6 separate regions of the Homo sapiens genome follow, and all the other regions are linked to region 1. A link is an interaction called in ENCODE POLR2A ChIA-PET data of the cell type or tissue named here. Cell type or tissue: MCF 10A. All regions are shown on one strand.

The links. Peaks named below come from ENCODE experiments on the same cell type or tissue, not always from the same donor. Only the 100,000 strongest peaks of a DNase experiment are listed, where the experiment ranks them.
Region 2: POLR2A ChIA-PET joins it to region 1 with 13 read pairs; 5 of 35 experiments call an interaction of 5 or more read pairs at or near these places.
Region 3: POLR2A ChIA-PET joins it to region 1 with 16 read pairs; 15 of 35 experiments call an interaction of 5 or more read pairs at or near these places.
Region 4: POLR2A ChIA-PET joins it to region 1 with 10 read pairs; 27 of 35 experiments call an interaction of 5 or more read pairs at or near these places.
Region 5: POLR2A ChIA-PET joins it to region 1 with 10 read pairs; 12 of 35 experiments call an interaction of 5 or more read pairs at or near these places.
Region 6: POLR2A ChIA-PET joins it to region 1 with 12 read pairs; 15 of 35 experiments call an interaction of 5 or more read pairs at or near these places.

Annotation. Positions count from the first base shown.
Region 1 is chr1:234,497,690-234,501,689 of GRCh38, forward strand. No RefSeq gene overlaps it. Among named protein-coding and RNA genes, the nearest start is that of TARBP1, 21 kb to the left of the region's middle. RefSeq lists enhancers at 1,434-1,728, 1,723-1,772, 1,813-1,862, 2,273-2,362. In MCF 10A, a CTCF peak has its summit at 1,558 (motif pointing right); DNase peaks (open chromatin) are centred at 1,602, 2,732, 3,582, 3,972 and 1 weaker place.
Region 2 is chr1:234,995,763-234,999,762 of GRCh38, forward strand. No RefSeq gene overlaps it. Among named protein-coding and RNA genes, the nearest start is that of LINC03108, 17 kb to the left of the region's middle. RefSeq lists an enhancer at 2,175-3,374. In MCF 10A, no CTCF peak of the experiment used is centred here; DNase peaks (open chromatin) are centred at 1,629 and 2,719.
Region 3 is chr1:235,077,991-235,081,990 of GRCh38, forward strand. No RefSeq gene overlaps it. Among named protein-coding and RNA genes, the nearest start is that of LINC01348, 10 kb to the left of the region's middle. In MCF 10A, no CTCF peak of the experiment used is centred here; DNase peaks (open chromatin) are centred at 1,231 and 1,751.
Region 4 is chr1:234,616,478-234,620,477 of GRCh38, forward strand. No RefSeq gene overlaps it. Among named protein-coding and RNA genes, the nearest start is that of IRF2BP2, 8.3 kb to the left of the region's middle. RefSeq lists an enhancer at 206-706. In MCF 10A, a CTCF peak has its summit at 832; DNase peaks (open chromatin) are centred at 1,014 and 2,114.
Region 5 is chr1:234,722,713-234,726,712 of GRCh38, forward strand. LINC01132 (long intergenic non-protein coding RNA 1132) reads left to right here and starts at 1,330. Exons shown (of 3, transcript NR_038856.1): 1 at 1,330-1,370; 2 at 2,511-2,966. RefSeq lists enhancers at 547-1,109, 1,674-2,236, 2,237-2,800, 3,364-3,927. In MCF 10A, no CTCF peak of the experiment used is centred here; DNase peaks (open chromatin) are centred at 749, 1,029, 1,619 and 2,659.
Region 6 is chr1:235,068,382-235,072,381 of GRCh38, forward strand. It overlaps LINC01348 (long intergenic non-protein coding RNA 1348), which reads right to left and starts at 1,437. Exons shown (of 4, transcript NR_027454.2): 1 at 1,023-1,437; 2 at 1-121. In MCF 10A, no CTCF peak of the experiment used is centred here; DNase peaks (open chromatin) are centred at 40, 1,400 and 1,930.

The DNA.
Region 1 (4,000 bases):
TGTACAGATACTCAACTGTCAGTGAACATGCAAGTAATCTTAGACAATATGTGAAGGGTGAATGCTGCTGTGTGCCAATAAACTTTATTTACAAACACAGGTGGCCAGCTGGATCTGGCTCACTGGTTGTAGTTTGCCAACCCTGCTCTAAACAATGCATAATTTTCCATTGAAGCATACATTTTACCCTACAGATGCAACAATAAGATGTTGTTACGGGCTGAATTGTGGCTCCCCAAAATTCCTTTGTTAAAGTCCTAACCCCTAGTACCTCTGAATGTAACTGTAGTTGGACATAGGGACATTAAAAGGGTGATTAAGGTAAAATGAGGTCATGTTGGTGGGTCCTAACCCAATATGACCGATGTCCTTATAAGAAGAGAAAATTAGGACTGGGCACAGTGGCTCATTCCTGTAATCTCAGCACTTTGGGAGGCTGAGGCAGAAGGATCACTTGAGCTCAGGAGTTTGAGACCAGCCTGGGCAACATAGTGAGACCCCCATCTCAAAAAAAAAAAAAAAAAAAAGAAGAAGGAGAAGAAGAAGAAACAATGAAGAAAAGAGAAGGCAACTAGGACACAGATAGGCACAGAGGGAAGACCATGTGGTAACACAGAGAGAAGACGACCATCTATAAGCCAAGGAGAGGGGCCTCAGAAGAAACCAACCCTGCCAACACATTGGCCTTGGATCTTCAGCATCCACAACCGTGAGGCAATATAATAGCCCTAGCAAACGAATGCAGATGTCTTCCAGTTTTAAAAAGACAGCTACATAATCTTGGGTCAAGTGAACAGGATGCTATTTTTCCTTAAAATTGTTTTATTAGATGCAATATTTGCAAGATACATTTCAAAGGTGGAGATAGGAGGAAGGTTTTGATGTCAAACAAGTTTAGAAACTATAGCAAACTGTAGTTCCTTCTTAGAAATCCACTACATTCTCAGTATGTGTCATGCTCCTGAGATATCCTGCAATCAGGTCTGTTTAACCTTTGCGTAACCCTGACTTTCCCAAACTTTGAATGCCTTTTCAAAAAGAGATACAATTCTGATTAATAACACCATCATTCTTGGAACACACTTTGGAAACACTAGTATGAACAAAATATGAGGCAAATATTCTAAGGATATAAAGATGCCTGTGGACTGAGCCTTGAGAACTGTGGGATTCACAAGGCTGGAAGGGAATACACGCGTTCCAGGTAGGGGCGAAGGGAAGACTCCTGTGGCCCGTCATGTGGCGTCATGATGTGGAAAGCAAGGCACAGAGGGGCCACACTGCCCAGAGCCGAGTGCTTATGTTGCTGTGTGATAGGAAGGCTGGTCCTGAAGGAAGGATCAGTGCCCCCTTGTCAAAGAGAACCTGAGGCTTTCAGTATCCAGTTGTAGAATAAGGAGTGGAATTCGGAACATCTGGCCCTCGGTGTCTTCCTTTGGGGGCCCTGGTGATCACTTCCAGCAGAACTTTATCGCCCGCAATGGGTTCCTTCTATGAGGTCTGTCAATGGGGTAAAAGCCCGGATGGTGCGCCCAATGTCAGCCCGAAGCCACCAGATGGCGCGCGGAACCCGCAATGCACGTGCGCCAGCCTCGCGTTTGTCCCCGCACTGGCCCCAGGCCTTGGGAAATGTGTCTTTCCCCAGCCTTTTTACACTTTAGGAAGCTCTTCTTTAGAGAAGCATGTGAAACACCCCCCTGCACAACTGTGCTCCTCCTGCCCTTCCCCTCCTGGGGACACATCAGCAGCCCTTCCCTGGTTTGAAGAGTTTCCAAGCCGAGGAGTCTCTTGCATGTTTGTTCTACTGGAACTCGAAGCAGGAAGCACTGAGCTTCCATTTTGTAACCCACGATCCTGGTGAAGACAATCGTTAGGGAAAAAACATCTTAAGGATTGTGTGTTAGGGCAACCTCATTTCTGGCGTGAAAACAAGCCCCGCAAACACCCTGTTGTTACTCTGGTGTTCTGACTGCAAACACGGGGGGATGTAAGATTTTTACCTAATCCCAAACCTCGGCCCTGAAGAGTTAATGATGTTACTCATGCCACTGGGGCACAAAAGAAAGACTTGCATGTTCGGGTGGTTATGGCTTGCCCAGAGCGGTGGAATGAGCCATAAGGCTGAAGGCCAAGGGACTCGGGCCACCCATGCAGTGAAATAATCCCCCAGAAATGCGGTGCCGGGAGTGGAAATGAAAGTAAAGAGAACAGTCATTCCAGGGCATTGGCTAAACCTGACTAAACCTGACTGATCATCAAGCCTAAAGTTCTCTCGACTCCCAAAACTGCAAATCTCAGATTTTGGGAGGTACTGCGTAGAAACCAGGAAATGACAGAAATCAAGCAGTTGGAACACTGTTCTTGTCCAACTCTGGGTCTTAAGCTCTGTTCTCATTTTCAGTTCCAAAAGCAATGAATAATTAATAAGGTAGTTTTTGAATGGAAAGCACATTTCAATGGATGAGTGATGATTTCCGAAGGGCCTCTGACAGTTTCTGTTTATTTCCTTCCTTCTTTCTCTTTTTGAAATAAAACCGTGGAAGTGAAGACTGAAGCAATATTCAAATATACAACAGCCTGCATGTTTGACCCATCAGAAACTTGCACCAATAATGAAAAGCAGGATCTAATATCTACCTTGGCACCTGCTGTATGCCTCACACTCTGTTCCGTGTTTTTATGGAAGTGATGTCTCATTTAATCCTCACAGTCATGGCTTGGTAGTTGGCACTGGCCCAGGTTTTTAGATGAGGACTCTAGGCTCCTATGAGGTTAAGCAGCTCACCCAAAGTCACACAACTAGTAAACTTGAGAACTAGGAATTGGAACTAGGTATATCTGATTTCAAAGCCTCAGTTCCTCTTCCTTTGCCCATGCATTTCACAGACTCATGGGACCTCATGGAGTTAGAAGGGATCTGGGAGGGCATTTAGACGAATGCTCTAAATAATGCATGAATCTCTTTTCCAGCATTCTCTGTAAGTTGAAAGCTAAACAAGTGTGAATGTGCCTGAAATCAAAAGCTGAAGCTGAAAAAGAAGTCAGAGAAAGACTTCAGAATTCAGATAGAGGGCCTAAAATACATGTAATAGATTTTGTTCCTATTTTCTCTAAAAGTGGGACAGATGTATATATTTAAGTCTGTGAGAAGGCCAACAATGCACCTAAGGAATGAGTCCAGACTGTTGTTCTCTTAGCCCAGCTCAAACGGGAATAGTTGAAGAAAAATGACTAGGAAAAGAAGGCACGTGCTGGTATGGATGGGATGTCTCTGATATCCTGAAGATATGTGCACTGTAATTCAAAGAGATTCAGAGAAATGCCACTGTTTCAGCATACACATCCTCAGGTCCTGGAATGATAAGGCAAAAAGCTCTGCTCTCCCCCAATACTAGGGAAAGGTAACTAAGTGAGAGCAGGTGACCAGCCTCGGGCCACATAGCAAGGAGGTGGCAGAGCTAGAAATAGAACCAAGTGCTGAGTGTCTTGGTTGTGCCGTGGTGCTGCTCACCCTTGCTACCTCACACATCTTCCGTCATGACTGGCTCTGTGTGAATTTGGAAACTCAAAACCAGGTTTCAGTTTTCATTACATACTGGAAACTTGGCCTTGGATCACAAGAAGTTCACTATGGGGGCCGGGCATGGTGACTCACGCCTGTAATCACAGCACTTTGGGAGACCAAGGTGGGCGGATCATGAGGTCAAGAGATGGAAACCATCCTGGCCAACATGGTGAAACCCCGTCTCTACTAAAACTACAAAAATTAGCTGGGCGAGGTGGCACGCGCCTGTAGTCCCAGCTACTTGGGAGGCTGAGGCAACAGAATCGCTTGAACCCAGGAGGCAGAGGTTGCAGTGAGCCGAGATTGCGCCACTGTATTCCAGGCTGGCGACAGAGCCAAACAAAACAAAACCAAACAAAAAAAAATTCACTATGGTTTGTGAACCTTTCAAGCAAATGGAGCCAGGTTTCTGTCATGCGTCGACCCCCACCAATG
Region 2 (4,000 bases), 500 kb after region 1:
ATAGATATATATGTATATATATGTATATATAGGTATATATGTATATATAGGTATATATGTATATATAGAGATATATGTATATATAGGTATATATGTATATATAGAGATATATGTATATATAGGTATATATGTATATATAGAGATATATGTATATATAGGTATATATGTATATATAGAGATATATGTATATATAGGTATATATGTATATATAGAGATATATGTATATATAGGTATATGTATATATAGGTATACGTGTATATATAGGTATATGTGTATATATAGGTATATGTGTATATATAGGTATATGTGTATATATAGGTATATGTGTATATATAGGTATATATGTGTATATATAGGTATATGGGTATATATAGGTATATATATGTGTATATAGGTATATGGGTATATATAGGTATATATATATGTATATATGTATATATATACGCACACACATAGATATACACCATATATCTGTGTATTAATCCTGTTTATATATAAATCATATATATGTATATACTATGTGTGTATGTATACATATGCATATATACAAATATACACCTGCTCATATACATATACACGCAAAGGCATATTTATGTGCTGTTTTTTTGTTTTGTGTTGTTTTGAGACGGAGTCTTGCTTTATCGCCCAGGCTGGAGTGCAATGGCGCCATCTCGGCTCAGTTTTTAATAGCAAAACATTGGAAACTTCTTAAATGCCCATCAGTAGGTGACAGTTTAAATCACAGGTCTGCAAGTGGGCCAGTGGGCCAAAACCCAGTCTAGGACCTATTTTGTGAATAAAGTTTTATTGGAACATAGCCACACCTGGTCATTTACGTCTTTGACCAATTTGGAGCTACAATAACAGAGTTGAGTGTTTGCAGCAATGACCATCTGACCCACAAAACCAAAAATATTTACTATCTGGCCATTTACAGGAAAAGTTTGTCGACGCCTAGGTTAAATTATGCTTCCTCTAAATGAAGCTATTAAACGATCCTGTAAGTCTGTAATTATGGCTACGAAAAGCCCATGATCTCTTAAAAAGTAAGAAAATTAGTTGGAAAATGTTAACACAATCCCATTTTTATCAAAGCAAAATGTATTCACCTGAACGTGCATACAAAAATGTGCATTGAAAACTATGTATCTTTCCTCTAGAAAGTTATGGGAGAAGGAAGATAATAGACGGTGTTTTTTCTTCCTTATATTTTCTTTTTGTGTTTGATTTTTAAATAATGAGTACACCTTAAAGTTCTTTTTATTGGGAGAAACAGTTGCTCACTTCCTCCACTCCCTAATAGCTGGTGAAAGGTGTCAGCTTTAGGAAGGGCTGTGTCAGGGAAATATCTTGGCTTCTGGGGTGTTGGGGCAACAAAGGGCCAGGAAAGACAGCCCCTCAGAGGAACAGACCCCAGTGACATCCTTGGGTGGGCCCCCGCCTGAGCAGCAACTTCTTCCAGCTCTGTCTCCCACTACAGCCTCTGCCCTTGGCATGGTCCAGAGCTGCGATGGCGAAAACTCATCACCAAGCATTGCCTCCGCTGCACCCAACCCAGCAGAAAAAGAGTCCAGAGAACATCCTGGTCCTGAGTCAGCCCCTGGCTTCAACCCACAGGACACCACAGGGCGCCACGGGACATGGCACAGCGCCAGATGCCAGGGATCCGAGGAGACAGAGCATGATGTCCAAACATGAATGGCTTATTTTTAGCAAAGTCCAGCCCTCACATCCTGGCCCTGCTCCAGGGTGAGCAACAACATTCCCTCTGACTCAGCTCCGCAAGCTGACTCGGTTTCAGAGGAACAAGGTAGTCTCTCCTTGCTGACGTTAGCGGCAGGCAGTCCTCCCCTTCAGGAAAAATCTGTACAGCAGTTCTGATTCCTTCTGGGACTGTGTGCTGGCTGCTTCCAGAAGAAACATAACTATTCCCTTCACAGTCTGGGCTTCGGAACTGGGTGCAGAAACTTCCACACTCCATCTCCTGGACTCCCATCTTCTAACCTTCCCGTGTGATTTCCAAGGAAACCAGATGGCTGCCTTCTCCCCCCTCTTCCTCTTCCTCCTGCACAATGAGCCGAGAGACCCAACCCTGCAGCTCTGGCCTGAAACTGGGGCCTGTTTCTCGGGGGTTTCTGTCTCTTCAATCAGTCCCCACACTGTGTCCAGCAGACTAGAGCAATGAAGGGAGGAATCATTTTCTTCCAGTAACGACACTAGAACCTATGTTCTGCTGTAATGAATGATACAGGTTTGCCAGGAAGACGTGTCATCAATGCCAATAAAACAAGGCAGAGTACAGATACCTCCAGAGATCTTGCCAGAGAGGCTCACAGCCCCGATAGGTTTGTGTATGTTTTGGGGTGGGGGAACATGAGAGAATGAGAGATTATTTTCCTTCTGGACGTTCTCAACATGCCTGAAATAGCAAGGACACAGCTGTCCCTCCCCAGTTGTCCCTGTGTGATTGGAATTGCAGGAGTCAGTTGTCTCAAAGCAAAGAAAGTGCAGAGCCTGCACGTATCCAGATCTTCCGAAAGACGAGGCCCTGTTCTCCTGGCCTGGCGCCTGGGTTTCTCATTTGCTCCTAGGTCTCTGGTATTGTGCCGCCTGCATCCCAGGCAACGCCAGCAACCCAAGCCCCGCTGAACAAGTCAAGACCTCTCTGGATGAGGTCAGGAGCTGGAGCTTCCCCTTATTTTGTTAGGAAGCACCATGCGTCAGCCTTTATTCACACCCTATAAAGTTGTAGCCTTTAAGGTTAGTCTCTTCCACACCTATAATTCTCCACCAGAGCAATTTGCTGCAGAGAAAGAGCCCTCCAGCAGGCAGTACCTGTGAGTCACGGCTTCTTCCTGGCCCCCGCCCGCCCTAAAGGAGTGGCTACTAACAGGCACCTTTGATCCTCAGGCTGCTCTGGGAGTTGGAAGAGTCGCGGAGGCTCACCTGTAGTCATAAGGTCAAGAGACTTGCCATGAGAAATAGTAACAGTAGCACCGCCTGGATCCCACCCCCGGTCTTCTCCTTTGGGCCTCTGTTCTTCCTCTAGGGGTTGGATCTTTCAGCTCTGCCATCTGCCTTTCATATCATCAGTTCTATTTTTGTTTTGTTTTTGTTTTTGTTTTTGTTTTTGTTTTTGAGATGAAGTCTTGCTCTTTTGCCCAGGCTGGAGTGCAGTGGCGTGATCTCGGCTCACTGCAACCTCTGCCTCCCGGGTTCAAGCAATTCTCCTGCCTTAGCCTCCCAAGTAGTTGGGACTACAGGCACCGCCAGGCTAATTTTTGTATTTTTGGTAGAGATCGGGTTTCACCATGTTGTCCAGGCTGGTCTTGAACTCCTGACCTCAAGTGATCCACCCGCCTCAGCCTCCCAAAGTGCTGGGGTTACAGGCGTGAGCCACCACGCCCAGCTTAGTTCTATTTTTGAGTGAACAACACTCTCCATTGGCAGGGAAAGGTCACCTTGGTATGTGGCCTCGCTTACGGAGTAGAGTTTCTCCAGGGCCTCTCCCAGGGCTGTTCAAATGACCCAGCACAACCCTTCAAGTGACTTCCCCTTCTCTAAGACTCAGTTTCCTTATCTGTCCAATGGTGGAATTGGAGTAAATATTTGCTAAGTTTCCATCCAGCTCTAATGTACTAAAAATCTATGAAAATCTGGATTTTCCCATTTCCAGACAAGCCTGGTACTACTCAACCTTAATCTACAGCCACCAGATGAAACCCGCTGCAGAGCCAACCCTGACACCAGCACCATGAGCTTCAGTTCACAAGCACCATTCTCACTGGAGCCCCACCAGACCTCGATGATGTGGACAGTGCCAGTTACGTGGACAGGCTGAGATGGGCGGATCACTTGACGTCAGGGATTCGAGACCAGCATGGCCAACATGGTGAAACCCTGTCTCTGGAGATGAGAAACACTTTGCCACATGCCAAATAGCAGCACTAATAATGTAGCAGCCCTGGGGCCCGAGCCTGGCCTCCTGACTCCGAGCCTG
Region 3 (4,000 bases), 580 kb after region 1:
TCTGACTACAGCAGCTCAGATGACTTTGTTCTTAGTGTTACATTTTAACTGACAAAGTTTAACAACAACTATGACTTACGGCCTTCTAAAATTGGCAGCAAAACAGGAAAAAACACAAGTGAAGCCACTCAGTACCATGCATGATTTCTGTTGTTTCTGAGCATGTGTGCATGTGTATATGTGTGTGTTATGTGTATGTGCATATGTGTATGTGTGTATGTGTGTAGGAATGTGTTGTGTGCTATGCGTGTATGTGTATGTTATGTGTGTGCTTGTGTGTTATGTGTATGAGTATGTGTGTATGTGTGTTATATGTGTATGTGTGTGTTGTGTGTATGTGTGTGTAGGTTATGTATGTGCTATGGTTGCATGTTATATGTTATGTGTGTGCATATGTGTTATGTGTGTATGAGTATGTGTGTTGTGTGTGTTGTATGTGTGTGTTGTGTGTGTGCATATGTGTTGTGTGTGTTGTGTTTGTGTGTTATGTGTGTGTGTATGGTGTGCGTTATGTGCATGTCTGTTACGTGTGGTGTGTATGTATGTTATGTGTGTGCTATGTGTGTATGTGTATGTTATGTGTGTGCTTGTGTGTTATGTGTGTATGAGTATGTGCATATGTGTGTCATATGTGTATGTGTGTGTTGTGTGTATGTGTGTTGTGTGTGTTCATGCATGTTGTGTTTGTTGTGTTTGTGTGTGCTATGTGTGCGTGTATGTGTGTGTTGTATGTATGTGTGTTATGTGCATGTGTGTTATGTGTGATGTATGTGTGTGTTTTCTAATGGTAGAAATATATTCCAGACACACTGTCCTGGTGTTCCCAAGCACATATTTATGCCAAGTTTATAAAAAGCAGCTGCAGACAGGACTGACTGAAGGCTCACTCTGCTGTCTGGCTTCCAGAAGGTGCATCGGTTCTCACTCTGTCACCAGGACTTGGATTTACCTTTTAAAACCCTCTAACTTTCTGCATCGTGCACCTGAAGGAGACACACCTGTGGCTCAGAGTGAACCAGAACAATGTCCACCTCTTCCCTTCTAAGCTTTCATAGTACACTTTTTATTTGAAACGTGCTTGAATGACGTGTGTTGTGATCATTTTTAGTCCATCAAAGTCCTCAAACAGATACAAAAAGGAAAGTGTTCCAAGGCTCATTTCACAAATATCTGGGTGTCTCAGAGAGGCAGAGTGACTCAAGCACAATCAGCGGTTTTCTGAATCCTTTAGAACATAGGGCAGAGGCCTCTGTGGGTCAGTTGAGGCCAAACTGTCTCTTCATCCACTGGCTCTGGTTTCAGTAAGATGCCCTTTTCCATCAGCCTAAGCCTCTCAGTCCTTCCCCACATACTCCCTGTGGTCTCTCCCACCCCGACCAGTGAGAAGCTCCAGCCTCTACTTTACCTGCCTTTGGTTCGTCCCCCACCCCAACACCCTGAGAAATCCGAGTGGCTGTCATCTCCTGTGCCCAAATCCACACACTCATCTGCCAGTTTTCTCACTGACCTGGGATAGGGACTCCACTTACTTCCCTCCTCCACCATGGGCTTAATAAAGACAATAATAACCTGCTTTGTAGCTCTCCTGGGGGTGACTAATTGGTTAATCTTGGGAAGGCCCTTTGAAGATGAGAAGCCGGTATTACTCACGGGGTTGAAGGCATGCACCTGCCCCAGTCTGGGCCTGAGTCAGCAGAGAATGGCCTCCCACCTGCAAGCAGGCTGGGAGAGCTGGCCGGGGCCTCTGCTCAAGGTCAAGGTTGGCCAACAGAGGGGTGTGGAGCACACACCTGGCACCTGTGGGAGGAAACCAAGAGGCCTTGGCGGCCTGCGCTGGGTGAGCCTTTCCAACTCTGGGAACTGTGCCCCATCAGCATTTGCAAGGTGTAATAAGCCTTCCAGTAACTCTGCCAAGAGGGCAGCACATGTCAGGAATAGCAATCGAGACAGTATTTCCTGGTAATTGTTTGGGGAAAATGCTTTTCTCATAGCAAAGCCCTCCCATTTTCTCCTTCCTCTGGAGGAAGGGGAGCCAGGGGAGGTAAGTAGGGCATAGAGCTGTGGGGCCTGAGATTTAGGATGCAAGCTGTGGGCAGCGGGGCTCTCTTCTTAAACAGCTCATGGGTATCCTCAGCCTGTCTCCTACTCATCTCTCCAAGGAAAAGGAAGTGGCAGCAAGAACTGGGAACCACCTAAATAAATTAAAAATAGAACTACCACATGATCCAGCAATCTTCCTTTTGGTTATATACCCAAAAGAGAGAAAATCACCACCTAGGAGAGGTAGCTGCACTCCCGTGTTCACAACAGGCAAGATAGGGAAGCAACCTAGATGTCCATTATGGACAAATGAGTAAAGAAAATGTGTGCACTCAACAGGAATGGGGAAAGAAAGAATGAAGAAAGAGAGAAAGGAAGGAAAGAGAAGGGAAGGGAGGCAGGCAGGCAGGAAAAGAAAGAGAGAGAAAAAGAGAAAGAAAGAAGAAAGAAAGAAAGAAAGAAAAAGAAAGAAAGAAAAGAAAGAAAGAAAGAGGCTGGGTGCGGTGGCTTATGCCTGTAATCCCAGCACTTTGGGAGGCCGAGGTGGGCGGATCACCTGAGGTTGGGAGTTCGAGACCAGCCTGACCAATATGGAGAAACCCTGTCTCTACTAAAAATACAAAATTAGCCAGACATGGTGGTGCATGCCTGTAATTCCAGCTACTCAGGAAGGCTGAGGCAGGAGAATCGCTTGAACCCGGGAGGCGGAAGTTGCAGTGAGCCGAGATGGCACCATTGTACTCTAGCCTGGGCAACAAGAGCGAAAAAAAGAAAGAAAGAGAGAGAGAGAGAGAGAGAGAGAGAGAGGGAGAGGGAGAGGGAGAGAGAGAGAGAGAGAGAGAAAGAAAGAAAAGAAAGAAAAAGGAGGGAGGGAGGGAAGGAAGGAAGGAAAGAAGAAAGAAAGAAAGAAAGGGAAGGAAAGAAGGAAGGAAGGAAGAGGAAGGCAGGCAAGCAGGCAAGGAAAGCAAGGAAGAGTGGGTGTGGTGGCTCACACCTGCAATCCCAGCAGTTTGGGAGGTCTAGGCAGGCAGATCGCTTGAGGCCAGGAGTTCAAGACCATCCTGGGCAACATGGTGAAACCCCATTTCTACTAAAAATACAAAAAATAGCCAGGCGTGGTGGCGCATGCCTATAATCCCAGCTACTCGGGAGGCTGAGGTACAAGAATCTCTTGAACCCAGGAGGCAGAGGTTGCAGTGACCCAAGATTGTGCCATTGCACTCCAGCCTGGGTGACAGAGCAAGTCTCTGTCTCAAAAAAAAAAAAAAAGGAGATCCACAACAAGAATGAACATGGAGGGAGGATAGGAAGGGTATTATGCTGAGTGAAATAAGCCAGACACAGAAAGACAAATACTGCACAGCCTTGCTTACAGGTGGAATCTTTTTTTTAAAAAAAGCCAAATACACAGAGATGGAGAATAAGACAGTTGTTACCAGTATTGGGGGTGAGGCAGAGGAAATGGGGAGGTGAATGCGGAAGGACACAAAGCAGCAACTATGCAGGATGAACAAGTGGAAAGATCTGATGTACAATATGAAGACACACTTAGTTAACAGTGTACTGTATCCAACATCTTTGCTAAATGAGTAGATTATAGTTGATTGTAGCTGCTCTTACCACAGGGGAAAAATACGTACCTATGAGAGATGACGGCTATGTTCATTTGCTCCACTCTGGTAACTGTTTTACTATATGTACATGTACCTCATAACATCACATTGTATACCTTAAGTATACACAATAAATTTTGAAAAAAAAAAAAAAGGGGCTGGGCGCAGTAGCTCATGCCTGTAATCCCAGCACTTTGGGAGGCCAAGGTGGATGGACTGCTTGAGGTCAGGAGTTGGAGACCAGCCTGGCCAACATGGTAAAACCCCATCTCTACTAAAATACAAAAATTAGCTGGGCATGGTGGCGCACGCCTGTAATCCCAGCTACTCGGGAGGCTGAGGCAGGT
Region 4 (4,000 bases), 120 kb after region 1:
CTCCCTACACAAGGAAGGAAAGTTGAGCAGACTGACTGAGGACTGTACTTTATTAGTTGGAGTGAATTCCGGTATGCATTGGCACATCCATTTCTGTGCCCACATGGTAATGCCTCTTTGTGAGGCAGAGTGCAAAACCACTGGGAAAATTAAGAATCACACTCAGAACTGAAGTTCATACAGGGGAGAAGGAAACAGACATGCAGTAGGCAGCCTAGATGTGAGCCCTAGCAAGAGACTACTGATGGATTCCCCAAAGTGACTGCCTAAATGTAGTGTGTTTACTACAAAGCTTGTCACAGACAGCTAAAATGCAAATACAAATGAACTTTGATGTACTTCGTGGCAAGACTCCCAGCCCTTCGAGCAAATTCCTGAGTGAGGAAGCTGGTTCTGAAACATGCCTGGGAACTGCACACATGTGAACTTCCTGAGGCCTCTTCTCTTTAGCACTTAACAGGTAGCTGGATTTTAAACATTTGTCAGGCTGCTTTTATTCTGTCTACCTACCTCTCAATTATCTACCTATCTACCTATCCATCTATCTATCTTTGCATTATCAGACCAATTCATTATTCTTAACAATAGTTAAGAACATCAGTGTCTGTTCACTTTATGAACTGAGACACCAAGATAATAAGGAATCTGTCTTAAAACAAAGAAAATGTGTGGTTAAACGACAGTTAGAATTCAGGTTTCCCAAACTGCAGTTCTTTCTTTAGCCCACTGGTGGGCTACCTCCTATTTATATTTTCTTCATAGGTTCTTTTTTGCATACATGTAAATATCTATGCAGGAGATCACTGAGGGACCGTAGCTTCTCTTCATTCACCTGGCATGTGACCTGAGGCAGGTCAGCTGGACACCCTAGGCCAGTTTTTCTTGAGTGGAGGAGACGGTGCTGGCCTTGATGTCATTTCTGTTCTGACCTCTCGTGGTGGGTGGGGGTGATGGGAATACACAGGAATTTGACAAACCCAAGCCCAACATTCTTCTGACCCACATGGGATTACAAAACAATGCGGAAAAACTACCAGTAAATGCCTGCCCATTATTTGGGGGCATTGTGCCATCCAAATAAAGTCAGGAGGTTAAATGGCTACCAGAGCATCACATCATCGAGAACATCGTGTCTGCTTGGTTTGGGCTCAATCCCAGATTAGGAGACTCTAAACCACGGTCTATACTTAGTTTAAATTAGCCAGGGCAAAACATCTGTATCAGCATTAATATAAGCCCAACTTCAATGTCTCAGGGCTTATGGAAAATATTTGCATTTTTCTTTCCTCAAGAGACTGCCTTATTTCATATATGTATGTGTGTGTATGTGTGTTTATATATAATTTTATATGTATATGTGTGTATGTATATATACACGTATATGTGTAAATATACGTATATATACACGTATACACATACATATACGTGTATACGTGTATATATACATATATACATATATGCATACATATATATATACGGGCAAAGACTTAATATACTATCCACAGGCTATTCAGATTGTTCAAGAGGCTCTCAGTTGAAGAAGCAAACAGACAAACAAAACGGTTTCATACACAGGCAGGCATTTGGCTGAGTAGGTCGGCAGGATATGGAAACTTGCTTTGAGGTGTTTTTGGATTCTCACCTAGAATTCTACTACTTAATGGCTGTGTGGCTTCTTTGCAGGCTATATACTGAATTCATAAAGGATGTTATGAGAGTAAATTCAAAGAATTCTGATGTTTTGAAATTTGTTGTGACTTGGTTAACTATGGTGAAATGTTACATTCGTGTTACATTATGGCTTTTGTTTATACGGGTCTGATTATGGGATAACTTAATAAAGTTGTAAAAAACTCTATGTTTTTCAAAAATTCTGTGTTTTTCTTATGTGAAGAATTTGTTTCAACTATTCTTCAAACACCAGAAAAGGAGTCACCGTATACTTTACTTTTCATATAAAGATTACTCAATATATTTTAAAATGGGTGTTCCAGAATTAGACTTCCAGATTCCTTGAATTGAGAGTGTGGAAAAGGATAGGCAGCTCCTGTAATAGGAGACATTCTTTTAAAAGCCTGGAATGCTGAAACCCTCTTAGACTGAAAACATGTCAGGACATGCCTTTTTGGGATACTGTCAAACGGTTTAGGCTCAGAATTCCACATTCCGTACTTTTGAAGTTGTTTTCTGTTGGCAAATGACCTCTTGATTATTTTCATGTGGTGAGTATTCAGGCCAACCTTTTTGGTTCCAAGTGATTTAAAAACACACACACACACACACACATAAAAACAAACCACTCTGAAGTGTCCATATTTTAGCATAAAGTTAGGAATTATGCGAGTGCTGGGTGTATCACGGTCAATTCTGTGAGCCTCGTCACAGTTTATAGCCGAAGTCAGAGGCTTCAAAATCAGACACACATTGACCTGGAATGCTTTATTCTGCAGTGCTCATTCTTGATTCTCAGAAGTATCGCTCCTGTGAAAAACTTATCACCATTAGGGAGCTGTCATTTCCCTGGTAAAATTAAACAGCAATTTCATTCACCTTTGCTTCTTTTTGGATGAAGGCTGGCAATGGTTTAAGGAACAAATAAATGAATGAATAAATGAGTGGAGTTCCCTCCTCCTGACTCAGAAAGGTGCTATTTCCCCTCACGCAGGAGATACAACTTCCATGCAAGCCAGTTCTCCTACTACATAGAGCCCTTCTGTTTTTAGGAAGTTCTGATTCATGGATTGGAGAATTGAACTAAATTAGTATACTGTACAGCATGGGCCTGGTTAAATTAAACATAAATGCTCTGCCCCCTGCCACCCACCTCACTGTGACCACGGAGAGTTCATTTAACAGGCGCCACTGTCTGTGAGACCCAAACAAAGGTAGCTGACTTCAAACCCTGTCTACATTTGCCTTATTATAGACCATGTGTTAGTAGATGTTGTAATATTTTTTATGAACCAGTAGGATTCTCAGAATGCTTCAAAACAGGCATGATATTGGGTGATGATTTTATTTTAAGTCTCATCTCGATTTAATTTTGTGAGAATTTTTTAAAATTGTCTGTTTTATTGAGAAATTGCTCAGAGATCATATACAATGAGAAACTCGGCTAGAAGAAGATAAACAAAACAAGTATAACAGAGACAACGTTCTTTTAAAACATTTCATTTTGCAGACCAATAATAAAACTTGTAAATCTTTTAAAAATACTTTTCTTATGGTGTATAAATTCTGATATTTTACTTGAAGCTAATAAAGCCACCATAGAGAAGAAAGTTAATTTTTTCTTCTTTAAGCTTTCCATAGGTAGTATAATTTAAATAATTCTGTGGTACAGTTTCAACACCTCAGATTGAGCACTTTTGTTTACGAAGTAAGAACAGTAATCCTCATGTAAAAAGGTGGTATTGCTACCCTAGACAGCAGATGGTGTTATTAAATACACAGGCAAAGTCTAAGGTCATAAGGAACTAACAATTAACCAGAAATACGATCTGTCACAGTCGTTTAATGGGTAACCTAACAGATATATACCGCTTGTATTCTTCTGAGTGGTGGGAGGTAAATAGTCAAGCTTCAGAGCAGTTGCACAATCGTTTAGAAATATTGTAATTATATTCTTATTTAAGCATTTAGGGAAACCAACAAGCGAGAAAGAAAGTGAAAATCAGTGTGATTTCCTCATAATACTGTGTCCTGTTAATCTGCTTTGAAAAATACTTTACAAATTCAGACAGCACAATTTCATAGCTATCCCTGAATCTAACTCGTCTCCCCAAACTAGGAATGTCAAAATTTTGAATTTTTTACTGCCAGTCTCAGTTGTTCTAAGATCTCTTTACATTATCATAGGTATAATTTTTGCCCCTGAAGTTTTCGTCGTGTGAAGGTAAAAAATTGGAGCATACACAACAGCAAATGGAAGCAGGGTGGCAGGAGACAGCTGGGAAACTGTAGTGGGGAGGAGAGGCAGTCAGCTGGTGGGGTGGACCGT
Region 5 (4,000 bases), 230 kb after region 1:
AGAGTGGTTTTATAAAACCGGTGTCCACGTGAAGGCAGCCATCCAGTTGGTGGAGAAATTTTCCCCACATAAATTAGATTACTCCAAGTCTAGATGGTTCCTAGCCCCTAGTCCTTCTCGCTGAAGACGGTACAAGGAGGGTGGCAAGGCAGAGGTCTGGAGGGAGAAGAGTAAAAAGCTCCTTGTTTGCGTTAAAACAAACAAACCCCAAGATATGCCAGTTGTTTCAGAAGGTGAATTCCTACTTCAGGTAGTCCTTAAGAGTCACCAGAAATCCAGGAGCGAAACTGCACTGAGATTCCATTAACTGTGAAAAAAAATAACAAAATAAACGGGCCACACAAAAAGAAGAAAACCGGCCTGCCCAACGAGGGCTGCGGAGTGCAGCCAGAGTCCCTTGTACCAGTAGATCATATTGTGTCCATTTAATAATAATAAGAAGGGGCACCCTCCGCGGAGGCTTCACCCAAGGAGTCCTGTCCCACCCGCAGGCTCGGGCGCCCGCCTGCAGACCTCGGACGCCGGCCAGCGTCTTGTCGTGCAAGGCCGTCCACAGCCAGCATGGCCTTAATGAGCCCATTTCAATTGAAATGAGATCAATACTACTCATTTTTCTCTTGCTGGCTCCCGAGTGATTCATGAATCTGAAAACTAGTTCATGAATCAGAGCAGGGTGGGGTGGAGGGGCTGGGGCGGAGGCAGGCAGGGGAACATTTGTGCAGTCGGCAAACCTCGATTCCTTTAATGAACCTAGCCATGAGTTGCATAACGCTGGCCTGCCTGCTAGTTTAAAACAGTCTTTTCGGAAGCAGCTTTCAGCTTGACTTATTCACCTATTTTCCTCCTGGAAAGGGGAAGAATGACACTGGGTACTGATTGTGTGTCTGTCTGTCTCAGGGAATACTTTTTTGCTCTTCGTGTGTGGAACCGTAGGGGCTTCCCTGGACAAGAACGTGTGTCCATGTGTGTGTGCATACATGTATAATGGTCTTTGTGTGCACATCCTCTGTGTGTGTGTGTGTGTGTGTGTGTGTGTGTGTGTGTGTATGAGTGAGCAATGTGTGACCGGCCTCGGGCCCTTTAAACCTGAACAGGAGCCAAGTTCATTTCTCAGCGGAGCTTCATAAGGAAGCACGAGCTGGGGCAGTTGGAAACCACATCCCTGTGAGTGCTGATTACAGCCTACTAAGGAAAATGAGATTTTTATCTCACAGGAATTCAGTTATAAAAATAAAATACAGCGTCTGGCTTGATTCAGCTAAATGTACAAGCACTAGGGTGTTTTTAATTTAACAGAGAAGCTGGACAAGAAGAATGACCTAAAACATTGCATTTAAAGAAAGTCAGAGGCGAGGGGGAGGCTACAGGAAGTGAGTGGGAGTAGAGATGTGTGTGTGAGAGAGAGAGAGAGAGAGAAATGGAGGGAGAGGGAGGGAGGAAGGGAGGAGGGAGGTGGAGAGAGAGAGAAAAAAACCACCCTGCTGGCAAATGAATGCAGCAGGGATGATGTCATTGGAACAGTTGGAGGAGAGAGGAGAAAAACAACTCGGAGCTGTGCTAATCCTGTTTGCTGCCCTGAAGGGAATGGAAGGCGGCCAAGGCAGGGAGTTCTGGGAAACCATATAAGGGTGCCAAACAAGCATTGCCGCCAACATTAGGAACTGACAGCTTTGTTCTTTGTAACTTGGCTGCCCGCCAGAGGCCTCATTTCAGCTCTGCGGCATGATTACCCTGGACGGCCGCCAGCCCCGCGCTGAGAGCTCCTTTTCTTCTCTCCGAGCTTTTTTTTTTTTTCCTCTTTCCCTCTGCCAAACATGCAGCAGTTACCATGGCAGTGGAAAGTAAAGTTTTAAAAAAACACAACAAAGTAGAGAGGCACGCCTTTATCCAGATGTGCCACATGAGCAGATAGAAAAGGCAGTTCACCTATTCATCGGGGCCTTTGACTGCAGAAGAAAACACTGGGGCACTGGCTGTCAAGTTCGGGAGGGAGGTGACTCCAGGATAAACAGAGCAGCGAGCAGCCCTGGCTGCAGACAGAGAGGGGCTGGCTCCCAGGCCCTATTTTCCTTCCCTCTCTCTCTCCCTTCCTGGGGCATTGTGGAGTGCGTAATGTGAAACGGAAAATGTCATGATTTCCACTGGGAACGTGTCCACGGTTTTGAGAAAGCTCCAGAAACTCAGGTCCATAAAGCACTGAGGGGAGGAGGAAGGGAGGGAGGAGAATGGGCGGTCACAGTGCCCTCTGGTCACCAAGGTGAACCCAGCGAGCAGGAGCCAGTACGTGGCTGTGGCCCAAGCCTCTGCCTGCTGCTGGAGCATGGCCAGGCCGTCGTCGTAGGGTTGCAGGCTGTTCGGGGGTCCTGGGTCCCACGGAGCCCTGGGACCTGAGGGACAGGGATGTTCCCTTTTCCCCCTTGGAGGTGTAGCCAGTAGTTTGGCTTTACAGGGGGACTCTGTGAAGAGTCCAGTTCCCTATTTTTAATCAGGTTCATTTTTCACCTGCTTAGAAAGTGGAACATCTCCTGAAAGGTGACAAGTCGTGATCAAAGGCAAGTCTCCAGGCAGAGAGTTGGCAGGTTTCCGAAGCAAAGGTTACTTAGAAGTGGAGGCTCCACTGCCAGCTTCCCCCCGCTGCAAAATCTGACACTCCTCACCCTCAGGGTTCAGCAAGATTCTCGGAAAGGCCTTTTCTGATTCTAGGAGGTGCTGCAGCAGGAGCTGACTCGGCCATTTCCTGGCCTCTTTAGTTGGAAGATGACAGAAAGGCGGAAGCAGGGACTGCTATTGTGAGGCCCATGGCAGCCTTCCTGTAAAACAAATTGGCAAATTGTCACCTTCAGATGGACCACAGCTGGCCCTCTGAACAGCCCTCCTTGGCCTTTCCAGAGTGTACATGATTGTGTCCCATGTCCAGGGAGAGGACAGAGCCACCAGGAGGGTCAAGGTCGTGGAGGGAAACATGGGTGAGTAAGAGATGGACCCCAGAAATCCCTCCTCATGCTCCTCCCTGCTGTTATCACAGGCCTTGGCTGCCTTTCTCAGGAGGCATTCCCAGCTCAGAGTTGGGTATGCACTAAGTTAAAGCAAAGAGGGCCCTACTGGAGTGAGGGCAAGGGGACTTGGTTGACCTCCTTTGGGGATGTTGCGAAGCAGACCCATTCCCGCCCTTGCTGGCTGGAATGCCCAGTCCTTCCCTGCCTCCCCGGGCCCCACACACCCTGGCTGACACCTGTGCTGAGGACATGGCCGAGGAGAGCTGAAAGGAGCAGAGGAGGGGAGAAACGTGTACCAGTTCCCATACAAACAGGACCCACAGGCTTGGGGTCCCCAGAGGTTGGCAGAGCCAGGGGATACTGGGAGCTGGAGGCCAGACAGGGGCACACTTTTGCCTCAGGTTGTTGAGGCAGTACAAATAAAAACTTGTTGCTGGGCAGAATTGATCCAAAAACGAACTTCAGTTTCTTCAGAAGAGGCTCAGGTTTGGAAGTAGAACTTGATATGGCGGTTGTCCCCTTTCCTTAACCTGCGACTCAAAACCAAGGGCAAGTGGATCTCTCACATCAGACACAGGAGCAGCCTCCTAGAGTCTGCTGGAGCAGCTACCCAGAGTGAGAGAGGGCTACTGACTTTGGAGCTGATGCTCAGGTCAGGGCCTGGTTGAGCCACATCCCCGTCCTTCATTCCCAGCCCCTGGTGACCTTCTAGAAGCAACACTGAGTTCGGCGGCTTGGTGTCCACTGGGGCACAGCATGTCTGAGCCTAACCCAACAGCCTCTCATTGGCTTAGCTTGTCTTCCCAGGTACTGCCTGGAAAAGCAGCCTCTGGCGGGGATGTCTGGGCCTGCCCTTCCTTCCTATCTCGACCTGGGTGGAAATCCGACTCCCTGGGCCTTGTTTTCAGAGTTCCAGTGTTCTCTCTCATAGCCTGTAAGTGGAGAAGGGCAAGCTGAAGAAGGAACAGGCTGTTTTCTCAGGGGGAAGCGGGGCAGCTCGTGTA
Region 6 (4,000 bases), 570 kb after region 1:
TCCATCTCCACCAAAACAAGCCAAGCCTTTCCCTTTCCCACGTTCCTGGGTCGAGAAGCAGGTGTGGTCCTTTGCAGCAAGTTGACATCAACGAAAAACACATTCCTTGGCCCTTCGATTCCTATTGACACACGCAGTTTCTGAGGCTGAGTTACACCTGACCTCTGGGTCAGTCCCTGTTTACTCATCCGCACAACCCACTCATTTATCAGATAATGACCCAGCCCTTGGATGTGACTCCTGCTCGGCCCCAGGAGGAGTGGGCAGTGTGTCAGGGAGACCTCCCTCAAGGGGCTCGCAGGCTGCCCCGCACTGGCGATGGCACCCAGGAGGACCTTTGCATGGTATCTACTCATATAAAACATGCCCCTCCTGACCCCCGCCTCCTCTTCATTTATTTCCTTGCATTTATTCATTCATTCAAAGGATAGATATTGGGTTCCCCTGGTGCCAGGCTCCACAAAAACTTTTCAGGGGAGCGAGGTCCAGTGGCTCACACCTGTAATCCCAGTGACACTAGAGGCTGAGGCAGAGGAATCCCTTGAGTCCAGGAGTTCAAGACCAACCTGGGCAATATAGTGAGACCCCACGTCTACAAAAAAAAAAATTGAGACAGGGTCTTACTCTGTTGCCAGGCTGGAATGCAGTGGTACGATCTCAGCTCATTGCAGACTCAATCTCCTGGGCTCAAGTGATCCTCCCACCTCAGCCTCCACAGTGGCTGGCACTGCAGGTTCACACTACCACGTCCAGCTAATTGTTGTATTAAAACAATTTTTTTAAATTAGCCAAGCATGGTGATGCACACCTGTAGTCTTAGTTACTCAGGAGGCTGAAGCAGGAGGATCACTTAAGTCCAGAAGTTTGAGGCTGCAGTGAGCTATGATTGTGCCACTGCACTCCAGCCTGAGCGACAGAGCAAGACTCTGACTCTAAAATAAATAAATAAATCAGAATAGAAAAGTGTGGAGGATGTAATGGTGAACCAAAGCTGGCATGATTCCATCTCCCACATAACTTACCTTTCAGTAAGAGAAGACATCAGAAGCAAGCAAGCGAATAAATAAGCCAGATAGGTTCTGTGAATAAGAAGGGCCTCGGAGAACATCAAGACTGGGAGAGGGGCTTAGTCCTCTCTGAGGAAGGGACGCAGGCCTTAGGGATGAAGGGCAAGCACATTTCAAGCTCGGTCCCCTGAGGAGGGGAGCCCAAAAGGAAGCCGTGATGGGGGGTTCGAGCTGCCGGTGTGAAATGGAAGGCTCAGCCAGACGAGGCATGTCCTCGCTCATCAGACACAGGCACGCTCTGGCCCAGAGCAGGATGGCCTCGGGCCTGGCCTCCACCCATGGGGCTTCCTCCTCTGAGGCAGAGAACTTTGAAAAGAAGTCACCCACGTGGCTTGCTTCTAACTCTCCCAGAAAGGCAGCAAATGTGGCTTGTTATACTAGGGAGAGAGGCCGTCTCGGTGAGGACACTCTGGTGGCTCACGATTGGCCTGATTTCCTCAGATGACGCTGGATGGTCAGAGGCCGCTGACCCTCCAGTCCCTGTCCCCTAGGGACCCCGGCCAGCGTCAGTGGCCGGTCAGCTCCTGCCAACGCCTCCTGGAAACTGCACCGTTGCCCCACTCGTGGGTAAGACCCCATGTAGTCCTTGAGCTCTTTTTCTCAGGAGGGGCTGATGCATGCACGGCCAGGGCCCTGGGCCTGGCTGCCCAGCTCATCCTCGCTTCCAGAAACTCCCCTTCTCCCTGCTGCATGGGACTGGTGCCAGGCTGCATCGTGGTTTGGCTTGGGAGCAGCGTGCCTCCCTCCTGAACGTCGCAGCTCCGTGTGCTTCCCGAGGTGACGAATGACCTTGATTCACATTGGTGAAGTAATGGCTTTCCTCCTCAACCTTCTCATCCATTAGTCACGTTGCAACACGGCCCTGCATGGCACAGAATGCATTCCCAGGAGCCAGCTCAGGGAATTGCAAACACCTGCCAGGCTCGGCTTACCAAACTCACAGTCACACAGTCAGCCCAGGTGCCCGGAACTGCCTTGGCCCGCTGCCACCAAAGGCCCCACAGCAGGGACTTGGGAAAGTCTGAGAGCAAAGGCCAAGGACTGGAGCTTAGGTCCAGGTCTCCCCTTGCTCCGTAACTTTGGGCAAATGACTTAACCTCTCTTAGCTTCTGCATCTATACATCGCCAATAACGCTACGAGCACTGGGGAAAAGCAAATGAGAAAGTGGCTGCAGAAGTATTTTGTAAGCTGTTATAAAGCACCAGACAAATGACAGTGGTTCAGTCCCATGGAAAAACTGGTCACAATGGGTGACCGCTGGGTCATTACCCAAGGAGTTTTTTGTTTGTTTGTTTGTTTGTTTGTTTGTTTCTTGAGACAGGGTCTTGCTCTGTCACCCAGGCTGGAGTGCAGTGGCACAATCACGGTTCACTGAAGCCTCAACCTCCTGGGCTCAGGTGATCCTCCCACCTCAGCCTCCTGAGGAGCTGGGACTGCAGGTGCATACCACCACACCTGGCTAATAATTTTATTTTTTGTACTTGATCTTAGCTAAAAGGCTGAGAAGTGATATAATTTTATCTTTTGTAGAGATGGGGTCTTACTGTGCTGCCCAGGCTGGTCTCAAATGGCTGGGCTCAAGGGATCCTCCTGCCTCAACCTTCCAAAGTGCTGGGATCACAGGCATAAGTCACCAAGCCCAGACACCTAAAGATGGCTCATTTCTATGAGGAATAGAAATGATGTCCCTGAATCCATTTCTGGGACATGGAAAGACATAACACAATGTTTCTAGTACAGGTTGAATATGCTTCTCATTTAAATACCTAGGGGGCTAGGCACAGTGGCTCATGCCTGTAATCCCAGCAATTTGGGAGGCCCAGGCAGGAGGATCACTTGGGGCCAGGAGTTCAAGACCAGCCTGGGCAACAGGGCAAAACCCTGTCTCTACTAAAAATACAAAAATTAGCCGGGCGTAGTGGCGCATATCTGTAATCCCAGCTACTCAGGTGGTTGAGGCACAAGAATCACTTGAACCCAGGAGATGGCGGTTGCAGTGAGTCGAGATCACACCACTGCACTCCAGCCTGGGTAACGGTGCAAGACTCCATCTCAAAAAATAATAAACAGCTTGGGAATCACAGTGTTTTGGAGTTTGCATTTTTTTGGATTTTGGAATATTTGCATAATATGCTTATCAGTTGAGCATCCCAAATCCAAAAATCCAAAATCCGTAATGCTCCAATGAACATTTCCTCTGAACATCAGGCTGATGCTCAAAAAGTTTCAATTTCTGGAGGATTTCGGGTTTTTGGTTTGGAATGCTCAACCTATATATCAGTAACTAAACTTCCTGTGTAAAATCTGAGAAACAAACCCCATGCCACATTGCAAAGCATTGTAATAAGATGCCAAGAAATATCTATAGGTGTATGTATAGTACAACCTCTGCCCCAAAATCATTGCTTGGAGACTTGGGATTGGAACCTACATTGCATTAATGGCTATTATTTGAGCCTGCAATGAGATACAGTAGGTGGGTTCAACAGTGGACTCAGATGCCTGTAATCCCAGCTACTCGGGAGGCTGAGGCAGGAGAATCGCTTGAACCCAAGAGGCGGAGGTTGCCGTGAGCTGAGATCGTGCTACTGCACTCCAGCCTGGGTGACAGAGTGAGACTCTGTCTTAAAAAAACAAAAACAAAAACAGTGGGCACCATCTTCCCAAGAAATCCTGAATTATGTATCACCTCCCCTAGCATCCAGAATCACACACGGCCCCACAACCCACAAGGTCCTCCCTACAGGACCACACCCCTGCTCACCACCCTCACATCCTCTCTTGCTACCATCCAAGAGCAGCGTCCTCCCCCAAGCTTTGGACAGGCCACCCTCATTCCCCTCTCAGGGCTTTTCCGCAGTTGTTTCCTCCCGCTGGAATGCTGGTCCTCTGGTCTGGGTCCTTCTGCCCTTTGCGGAGCTGCTCGTGCAGA